2 separate regions of the Homo sapiens genome follow, and region 2 is linked to region 1. A link is a loop called in an ENCODE intact Hi-C map of the cell type or tissue named here. Cell type or tissue: dorsolateral prefrontal cortex. All regions are shown on one strand. Links, peaks and the distances in the headings refer to the core of each region. The heading gives the core; the rest is flanking DNA.

Evidence for each region. A loop is a pair of places that touch in the nucleus more often than their neighbours do. Peaks named below come from ENCODE experiments on the same cell type or tissue, not always from the same donor. Only the 100,000 strongest peaks of a DNase experiment are listed, where the experiment ranks them.
Region 2: it touches region 1 in a loop (2.3-fold over the local background); 1 of 110 quality-filtered maps calls a loop at or near these places.

Annotation. Positions count from the first base shown.
Region 1 is chr2:3,195,429-3,200,270 of GRCh38, forward strand. It overlaps EIPR1 (EARP complex and GARP complex interacting protein 1), which reads right to left. Exons shown (of 9, transcript NM_003310.5): 6 at 1,453-1,589. Among named protein-coding and RNA genes, the nearest start is that of LINC01250, 72 kb to the left of the region's middle. RefSeq lists enhancers at 2,710-3,004, 3,168-3,706. In dorsolateral prefrontal cortex, for the core only: CTCF peaks have their summits at 2,826 and 3,041; a DNase peak (open chromatin) is centred at 2,856; H3K27ac peaks cover 1,617 bases.
Region 2 is chr2:3,397,918-3,402,759 of GRCh38, forward strand. It overlaps TRAPPC12 (trafficking protein particle complex subunit 12), which reads left to right. Exons shown (of 12, transcript NM_016030.6): 3 at 3,860-3,976. Among named protein-coding and RNA genes, the nearest start is that of TRAPPC12, 21 kb to the left of the region's middle. RefSeq lists enhancers at 1,129-2,054, 2,055-2,980, 2,981-3,904. In dorsolateral prefrontal cortex, for the core only: no CTCF peak of the experiment used is centred there; a DNase peak (open chromatin) is centred at 2,204; H3K4me3 peaks cover 1,446 bases; H3K27ac peaks cover 3,311 bases.

The DNA of each region.
Region 1 (4,842 bases), core at 404-4,403:
TAGAGGAACTCAATTCCTTTCATCTTTTTCTCTCACATTAGAACTCCCGGCCCTAAACCACTTTTAAATCTTCTGGTTTTTATATCCTGCACCTTTGCAATATCTTAATATTTCTTCCCTAAAATATAATACCTAAACTTTTAAATCTTTCAAGGGAAACAGGCAAAGGTAGAAAATTTAAAACTTGGCAAATTCCCGGGGAACTAGATGGACAGTCGCACGTGCACGATGTATTAACTAAAGGTTACTGCATGCTCCATCACCAGTAACTGTCACACAAAAGCATCATACCACCTAAAAAAGCACCAAAGGCATCCTGGCTCCATGCAAACCAAAGCTGCTTGCAAAAGGAGAAATGACAGTCAATGAGAAGGCGCCAGGACCCTCTGTGCTGCGCTGGCACGTCCTCACCACAGACACAACACGGGCAAAATGAGGCCACTGCCAGATGTCACCCATCAAAGCCACGGGCATCTTTTTGTTTGCTTATTTGTTTGGTCTGTAACGTCAGTCTTTGAGTTTCTTGTTTTCAGATACTGAAATTCTTCACATCCTTCAAAAAACCATGCAGACAAAGGACACGATGACCACAGGACATGGAGAAATGGATTTCAGCAGGACGTTCATCACGGGCTGAGTCTGTGGTTTCCAGCTTCTGATTAGGAAACCAAACAAGCCCTCTGCACGGACGTGCACAAAGGAGGAAGTGGCAAGTGATTCTTTATTAGCCCCTGAGTTTTCAGAGGGGCCTTGGAACTAAACCTAAAGTTGTGCCCCCACCCTGGAATCAACACGAGTTATTGCATGACATCCGTCTTTTCAGCTCGGTGATAAATTATGGTGTGCTGAGGGGATAAACTGTATCTTAAAAAAGCTTGTGTGGGCTTCCGTTGCCACAGCAACAGACGTGCTACCATCACTCCTTTGCCTATCAAAATCACAACTGGAACGGAAAACTCGCTCTTATTTGTTCCATTAGAGCTGCTGGCTGTTGGGTATAATTACTTAAATGACAAAATATGATTGCCCTATAGGTGTGTCTCCAGAAGGCACAGCTATGGTCAAGGACGACCCCAGGAGAGACTTAACCTGGGGACTGCAGCTGTCAGCCTGCAGCGGCTCATCAGACACGGGCACCCTGTGGTCCCCATCTCGCTCAGTGTTACAAAAGCCCCAATTCCTAGTTTTCATAATAAACTCCTGCTAATGCAGAGATATCAATATGGAACATTAAACAGCCACCGAGGTGCACCGGTTCCATTGCAGTGGATGTGCTAGCTTAATTTGGGGTGAAGAAACAAGATGAAGATTTATGATTTCCTACAAAAACGAGATAAAGACAAACCATGCGCCCCCAAAGGCATGTGGCTCACCATCAGCTCCACCATCATCCCGGTTCTGCTCGGTGAGGGAGGAAAGGAAGTGGGGCCTGCGCCGGGTGGGCTCACTGACCTCATGCTCCGGGTGTCCCAGCCACGGAGGGTGGTGTCGTTCGCTGTGGCCACCTGGGTGCAGTTATGATGTGGGCTCCACCGTCCTGAGGTGAACTTCAGTTGTCCCTTCCCTTCCAGGGACGCTGAGCTGGCCAGCTGGGAGTGTCACGATGTTTTCCAAAGGAAGAAGAAAAGAAGAAGAATGTGAAGTCTGTTCAGAAAACGCGAGAGGATATCGTATACTCAAGGATATTATTGAAAATAATTACTGAGGATAATTAGGAAGCTCTGTCTTTGTTTCCTTTCCTTAAATGGCAAAAATGAACCTTACTTGGGGAAATCTATAAAACTGAGCACAGCAAAAAATAGAAAGCATATTAATAGGCCTCTATTAAAGAGCGTTTGCTTGCAAGTATGTGATTAGAGATAATCAACTCGAACTTGAAGGAAAACAATACAAAACAACTCAAACATCTGGCTTTCCCCAAAGAAAGCGACAAAACAAGTCAGGTCCACCTGAGCGGTTCCGGAATAACAAAGGGACAAACACATTCACTTGGTCAGATGCTGTCTCCAGTGCACGCCCTCTTCCCTCCCTCCGTCTCGAGGCCCACACGGCCTTCGCCTGGCATTTAATCAGACCACCCCAAGCCAGCGAGCTGACCATGAAGGCCTCAGCAAGGCCCTCTGGGGCTGGTGTTAGGGCTAAAACCTCCCCCTGCCTAAAAGAGGGTGGGGCCCAGTTGTGAGCCTGCAAGAAGATCCCCAGCTCGTTTCTCTGCTCGCCTAGGATTTCATGCACAAAGGCTGAGCATGTTGGCTGCATCGTTATTTCAATTTGGGGGTTGAATTTCAATGCACAGGATGACTGTTAAAGGCAGGAAGCATCCAGGTCTGCCCCAGGGTCCTCTGTCACACCTGCCCCCAAGTCCTCCTGAGGGACACAGTTCCCACCACTAATTCCGTTAACTTTCAAACCAGCTGTGCTCTTCAGAGCCCTCTGAGAGGAGCCTGAGGCAGGTGGCTGGTGAGGCGGGCCTGGCCAGGCTGAGGGCAGGTCCAAACGAGCTGCTAGACAGGCCGTGAGAGGCCCAATGACCGAGCTGGTGCTGGAGTTTATTCAGCATCTCACAAGATTTACCGAGGGGCTTTGCTGGCCAGGGCAGGTTGGGTACCCAGGCTCGGGGTGAACAAGTCCCAGAGGTCCCCACAGAGTGAGTGCCCACTGCATAGACAGGCAGGGGCTCTGCCTGGAAACCACCACTCAGAACAGAAAGACGGGCAGTTCCCAGTGAGAAATAGGGCACCGTCTAAGCCACAGGTAAAGGGCTTTCTGGAAAGAGCGCACTGGCTGCAGATGCTCCTGGTGTCTCCCAGCAAGAGGCCTCCCAATTTCAGAGGTGGCCACTGGGAGGCGTGAGCTACAAGACCTGGTGTCCCCCCAGTCCTATGCAAATGGGCTGTGCGAGAGACTGAGAACTCAAAACAGTCCTGGTCAGAAGCCGAGAAAGGCGGTCATCAGTGAGAGACGCAGACACTGCGCTCAGTCAGGGAGAAGAGGCCTCGGGCCCAGGAAGAGCCACATCTTCACCTCCCACTCCGAAAGCCTGCTCTGATGCTTAGGAAACATTTTTGGAAACTGAAAGCCACCATCCTTGCAGAGCCTTGTTATCGGGGGAACCCACCCCCGATAATTCAACGTAGGTTCTTTTCTATTTTCCCTGTGTCGGTCGGTCTGAGAAATAAAGGGAAAGAGTACAAAAGAGAGAAATTTTAAAGCTGGGTGTCTGGGGGAGACATCACATGTCAGCAGGTTCCATGATGCCCCGTGAGCCGTAAAACCAGCAAGTTTTTATTAGCAATTTTCAAAGGGGAGGGAGTGTACGAATAGGGTGTGGGTCACAGAGATCACATGCTCCAAGGGCAACAGAAGATCACAAGGCAGAAGGTCAGGGTGAGATCACAAGGTCAGGGCGAAACTACAACCACTAATGAACTTCCATGTCCCACTGTGCTTGCATTGTCATTGATAAACATCTTAACAGGGTTCAAGAGCAGAGAACCCATCTGACTAGAATTCGCCAGGCTGGAATTTCCTAATCCTAGCAAGCCTGGGGGCACTGCAGGAGGCCAGGGTGTGTTTCATCCCTCATCTGCAACTGCATATGGCAGACACCCCCAGAGTGGCCATTTTAGAGGGCCCCCCCCCCGCCCCGGGAATGCATTCTTTTCCCGGGCTGTTAATTATTAATATTCCTTACTGGGGAAAGAATTCAGCGATATTTATCTTATCCGTTTTGGTAATAAGAGAAATATGGCTCTGTTCCACCCGGCTCCCAGGCAGCCAGACTTTACGATTGTCCCTTGTTCCCTGAAAATTGCTGTTATCCTGTTCTTAAGGTGCCCAGATTTCATATTGTTCAAACACACATGCTTTACGAACAATGTGTGCAGTTAATGCAATCATCACAGGGTCCTGAGGCAACATACATCCTCAGCTTACGAAGATGACGGGATTAAGAGATTAAAGTAAAGACAGGCATAGGAAATTATAAGAGCATTGATTGGGGAAGTGATAAATGTCCATGAAATCTTCACAATTTATGTTCTTCTGTCACGGCTTCAGCAGGTCCCTCTGTTCGCAGTCCCTGACTTCCTGCAACACCTTGTGGTGGTGAGAAGAGGTCAAGAGAAGGTGGGGACACAAGAGACCCACTGGGGGGACAGGGTACCCATGACTCCATATCTGGGCAGAAGCGAGGAGGTTGTGTCTGCATCTGAGCAGCTATGGGGGGCGTGTCCACATCTGGACAGAGGTAACAGGGCTGTGTCCACATCTGGGCAGAGGTGACATGGGTGTGTCTGCATCTGGGCACGCATGGGGAGGGGTGTGTCCACATCTGGGCAGAGGTGACAGGGGTGTGTCTGCATCTGGGCACGCATGGGGGGGTGTCCACATCTGGGCAGAGGTGACGGGGTGTGTCTGCATCTGGGCAGAGGTGACATGGGTGTGTCTGCATCTGGGCAGGCATGGGGGGTGTGTCTGCATCTGGGCACACATGGGGGGGTGTCCACATCTGGGCACGCATTGGGGGGTGTGTCCACATCTAGGTAGAGGTGACGGGTGTGTCTGCATCTGGGCATGCATGGGGAGAGTATGTGTCCACATCTGGGTACAGACAAGGGGGTTAGGGCTGAGGTGGCACCTGGGGCCTCACTAAGAGCTGGGAGAAGAATAGCCATGGTGATAGTCAGAGGAGCTCTCTAGGAATCGCTTGGACAGGGGCACCAGCAGGCTGGGTGTTGCCGAGGAGTGGACCTGTCCGCTCCCTCCCAGCCCCAAGCGGATGGCTGCCGATGGGCTCCTTCTTTTGTTTATGGAGAGCCTCCTGTGTGCCCCCGGCCCAGC
Region 2 (4,842 bases), core at 371-4,370, 200 kb after region 1:
CAAAAAGTGCCATTGGGTTCAAGAGTTCAACTCATGTTTTCCTTCTGTTGGGTCACAGTCCTTTGCTGTGTCTGAAGACAGTTGTTAGATTTCTTCTGAGCAATGTTGCAGTTGTTCACATCAAGACAGTCCAGTCCCAGTTACCCTGAAATGGACAGAAGCAAATTACTGCTGCTTTTTATTCATTCATCAGTTGGTGGACATTTGGGCTGTTTCTACCTTTTGGCTGTTGTGAGTAATGCTACTGTGAACATTCACACACAGGCGTTTGTGTCTATGTGTTCTCAGTGATCTGGGATGTATAGCTAGGTGTGGACTTGCTGGATTCTGTGGTAACTCTGTTCAACATTTTGAGGCCCCGCCAGACAGTTTTCTAAAATGGCTATTCCATGTTGACTCCCCACCAATGATGTGGTGTGTGAGGGTTCCAGTTGCTCCACATCCTTGAGTTTGGGTTTGGGTTTTAATTGTTGTGGTTTTTTTGTTCAGGTGGTCTCATTTTTCCCTGGAGTAAGCAAACACTGGATCAGAGGATAGACCCTGCCAGGATAAACAGGCACCTTTCTGCATTGGCGATGTGGCAGAAAGCTCAGCGTGTTCTGTGCCAGGTGCAGGGGCTGCTGCCTTTCAGCAGCGCTACCCCGTGAGCATTTGTGTCTTTGGGCTTCCCAGACAGTAAGGCCCATACGCTTTCAGTCCACTGCTCTGGCTTCTGTTTTGTCTTTCACCATCAAAATCAAGAAGGGACTACTGAGACTATTCCCCCATTGCAGGAAAGGCAGCCAGGCCCTAACCGCCTGTCAGCCGTGAGAACAGCCACTTGCTCCTCCATAAATGCACCTGACCAGGAGAATGGGGTGGCGACATCACGATGAGTCCCAGATTGTGATATATTCATGTGTTTCCTTCGTGTTCCCTGAACCTTGCCCTGGATAAAGTAGACCCTCACTGAATGGCTTGCTGGTCTGAAGGAATCATTGGTTCTAGCTGGATTCCATCCCAGGTGTAGTAGCACAGCTCTCTAGAAAGCCCTGGGGGAAGTTCCCTCCCCCTCCCACCTCCCCTGCACAGTAACGGCTAGAGGAGATGCAGTACAAGCGTCTCCACCTCCCTGCGCTGTCACCACCTTCAGTTAGCCACACAGCAAGGGCGAGGTTTGTCCTAAGACGCTTGTCACATCCTTGGCCCTCTGTTGGTGGGATATTTGATAGTCATGCATATGCTAGTATCTCAGGAACTTGCTGTGGTAGCTAAAATATTAACTAACAGAGAATTTTAAGGACAAGAGATTTTCACAGCATGGTCTCATTGATAATGTTGTGGGGATGGAGGAGTTGAATTGGCCCTCCGTCCCTGGCATTACAATTTGATTTTGCTCTTTACCCAGCTCGCTGCCCCCCTGGCTGAGATGCTCTTTGTCTGAGACGAGTTGCATTTTTGCAGAGCTTTATGGGGCCCTGTGTCTGAACTCTTTTATTTTGCCTTTTAATTATTGCTGCTAGATCAGTTAGCTGATTTTGTGGATCTGGTATTTGAAGTACTTCACCTTATGCTCTGAAAGCAGAAATTATACAACTGCTGCCCCTAGGTCTTTTCCTCAATGTGAGAAAACGTGAGGCTGGCCTCTGCGAGCACCAGGTTTAGCACCCAGGGAAGAGACAGACCTATGACCTGGAGCCACCCAGCCCCTTCTGCCGCAGGCTGTTGATCTCTCCTGGTAGAAGGGAGGCAGCAGAGCAGAGAAGCAATGTCAGCAGCTTTTCTGATTCTCTTGCTCTCATGGTCTAGATTCTGTTCTTCTTTTAAGTGTCACTATTTTGAAAGATAGCAAAAGATTGAAATAACCTTGCTTCTTAGGAGAAACAACTTCTATGCTTTTCTTTCCCCCGCTCCCCCCGCCACCGCCCCGCCGCCAAAAAAAAAAGGGTAGGAGAACAATAGGAAGAGATCTGAGCCAGCGGTGAAGTCCAGGCAGGGGGCACGCAGGCTTCTCTGCACCCTCAGTCACTGCGTGCTCCCAGTGGCCCGCCTGCAGCATGAGCATCAGCTTCTCTGTGGCTGGGAGGCAGCTTTGTGCTGAGATGGAGAGATCTTGGCTTTCTCCACCCCCCATCTTGGGGTTGTCCTAGTTTGAGTCTTTCTTCTGCTCACCCGAGAGACTGCAGGGACTTTGTGCTGTGTCCCTGTCAGCAGCTGCTGCGGGCCAGACGCCCAGAGCACGTGTCAGGGAAGATCCAGCCAGCTCCGGCTGCTTGCTGTCTCCAGGCATTTCAGGGACCTCAGAGCCACTGCTTCCTCCTCCCAGGATGCTCACTGTCTCTGGCATTTCAGGGACCTCAGAGCCACTGCTTCCTCCTCCCAGGATGCTCACTGTCTCTGGCGTTTCAGGGACCTCAGAGCCACTGCTTCCTCCTCCCAGGATACTCACTGTCTCTGGCGTTTCAGGGACCTCAGAGCCACTGCTTCCTCCTCCCAGGATACTCACTGTCTCTGGCGTTTCAGGGACCTCAGCGCTGCTTCCCTTTCCCCCTGGGCTGCTCTATCCCCCCAGCTGCCCCTGCCTCAGGTGTTTCAGGGACCTCAGTGCTGCTGCCCCTTCCCAGGTGCCTTTCCTCAGTCAGCAGCACCCCCAGAAAGGAGAGAGATGGTCCAGGGCTGTGTCCTGGTCCCAGCTGTGTGTGAGAGGCGTCTCCTGCCGCCCGTGGAGAGCATCGTGTCCTGTGAGCAGCCTTTACTTACCCTGGACTCTCCCTCGGCCTGCGGTGCAGCCACCGAAACAGCACTGAGGCCTGTGGACTGTGACAGTTTTCTCTGCACTGTTGGGATGACTAGTTTGTCCCCATACAACAGACTTGGTAACTTCAGGCCCTTCCCTGGGGCCCCTGAACTGTGCCGACTCCCGAGGGTCATGAAGGCTGGCTCGCCCAGCATCTGGGCTTGACACTAGCTGTGAGATTGCTCCCTGCTCAGGGCAGGTCATTGGCACATCTCTTCTGTCCCCAGGCCACACAAAAGCACCTGTTCTCCCTCCCCTTGCCCTTCTGTGTCTTCCCTTTAAAGCAAGTGGCATGCTTCAGATTCCACGTCCAGTGTTCTTCAGCACCGTCTAAAGATCGTTCTAATCAGAGGAGTCAGGTCAGGAGTAGAAACGGTCCCGTGCAGAGGCAACTGGATTCTTCCCTGGCTTGCAGCATGAAGTGCGCCCAGCAGCTCCTGGAGCAAGGCCTGGCTCAGCGAGGCTACCGAGGACCTGCTGTGAAAGGGGGTCTCAGTTTTCCTTTGGCTTGGCTGGTGACCTCAGCACTGAAGAGAGGGCCATTGGTAATTTAACTTCTTTAGCCCTAGCCCTCCAGGCTTTCCTGGAGGTCCAGGCAAGCATGGAGGCATTGATGAGATTTGGGAAGACTATTCAGGCCTGCCTGCACCAGCGCGAGGCTGGCCACTGTGGGTGCAGCCCCTGGTCCCCAGCAGTGTCACCTTCATGCTCCTGGGCCTCCCTAGGCCCCTCACCTGAGGCCTCTCTGCTGGCTTGGCTTTGCCTCTCACTACAAGCCTGGTAGTAGGCGGTAGGACTTACCGTTTCCTCTTCAGAATAAAGAACATGCTTTCTGATCAGTGGTGAATAAAGATATAATTTTTAAAATAAAAAGAATAAAGAGCAATTCTAAAATTATGCATTTTATTAACGATTGTGCTAATTTAGCTTCTGGTTAATTGAAGTTTTACGATACTATAACCGTTACTTTTACCTCCACAAGCCAGTGGAGAAAAAAGAAATTGTGTTTAGTTATGGGTTCTGGTTAGCTGAGTTTAGTTGACATTTTATTGTCTTGACATATTTTTCTTCTATTCTTCCCAGGGAGATGCAGTTAAAGACTTGATGCTTCGCTTTCTGGGTGAAAAAGCTGCAGCAAAGAGACAAGTCCTAAATGCCGACTCAGTGGAACAATCTTTTGTTGGATTGAAACAGCTAATCGTAAGTGACAATGTGTTTGATTTCAGTGTTGTTTTGTGATAAGTCCTGCCTGCCTTCATAATATTTTCTCTAGAAGTCAATTATTTTGAATATTATTCAAAGCTCTTGCACATAAGTAGAATTTTGTTGGAGTAGATGCCAGTCCTGTGCACCAAAAAGCATCATATTAATACATGGATACTTTTAAGCCTAATTAGTTAAAAAGCCATTATTGGAAATGATCAAATTACTCAAAGCAGTGCATACTTTGATTGAGTTTGCTTCATCATATATAATAGAGATAAATGATTTGTGTTCATTTTTTAAATATATTGCATTTTCTGCATTTTGTGTAGAAAGTTTATTATTGAATGGGTGAATTTCTGAACATTTTTAAGCTTTGTCATGAATTCTATAAGTAGGTTTTTAAAATTCATGGCTGGGCGCAGTGGCTCACACCTGTAATCCCAGCACTTTGGGAGGCCAAGGCGGGCAGATCACAAGGTCAGGAGTTCAAGACCAGCCTGGCCAACATGGTGAACCCCATCTCTACTAAAAATACAAAAATTAGCTGGGCATGGTGGTGCGTTCCTGTAATCCCAGATACTCAGGAGGCTGAGGCAGGAGAATCGCTTGAACTGGGACCCGGGAGGTGGAGGTTGCAGTGAGCCGAGATCACACCACTGCCACTCCAGCCTCGGCTACAGAGCGAGACTCCGTCTCAAAAAAATAAAAATAAAAAAACATTAGTACTGGATCACCATTGCTGTACAGGTTGATTTGTTTCCAATGAATTTATAATCTTAAAGACAGCTGTAATTGCGTTGGGTAGCTTTTCTAGATTAAGGAGAAGATATTGGAAGTTTGTCGCGTATGTTTCCTTCAGG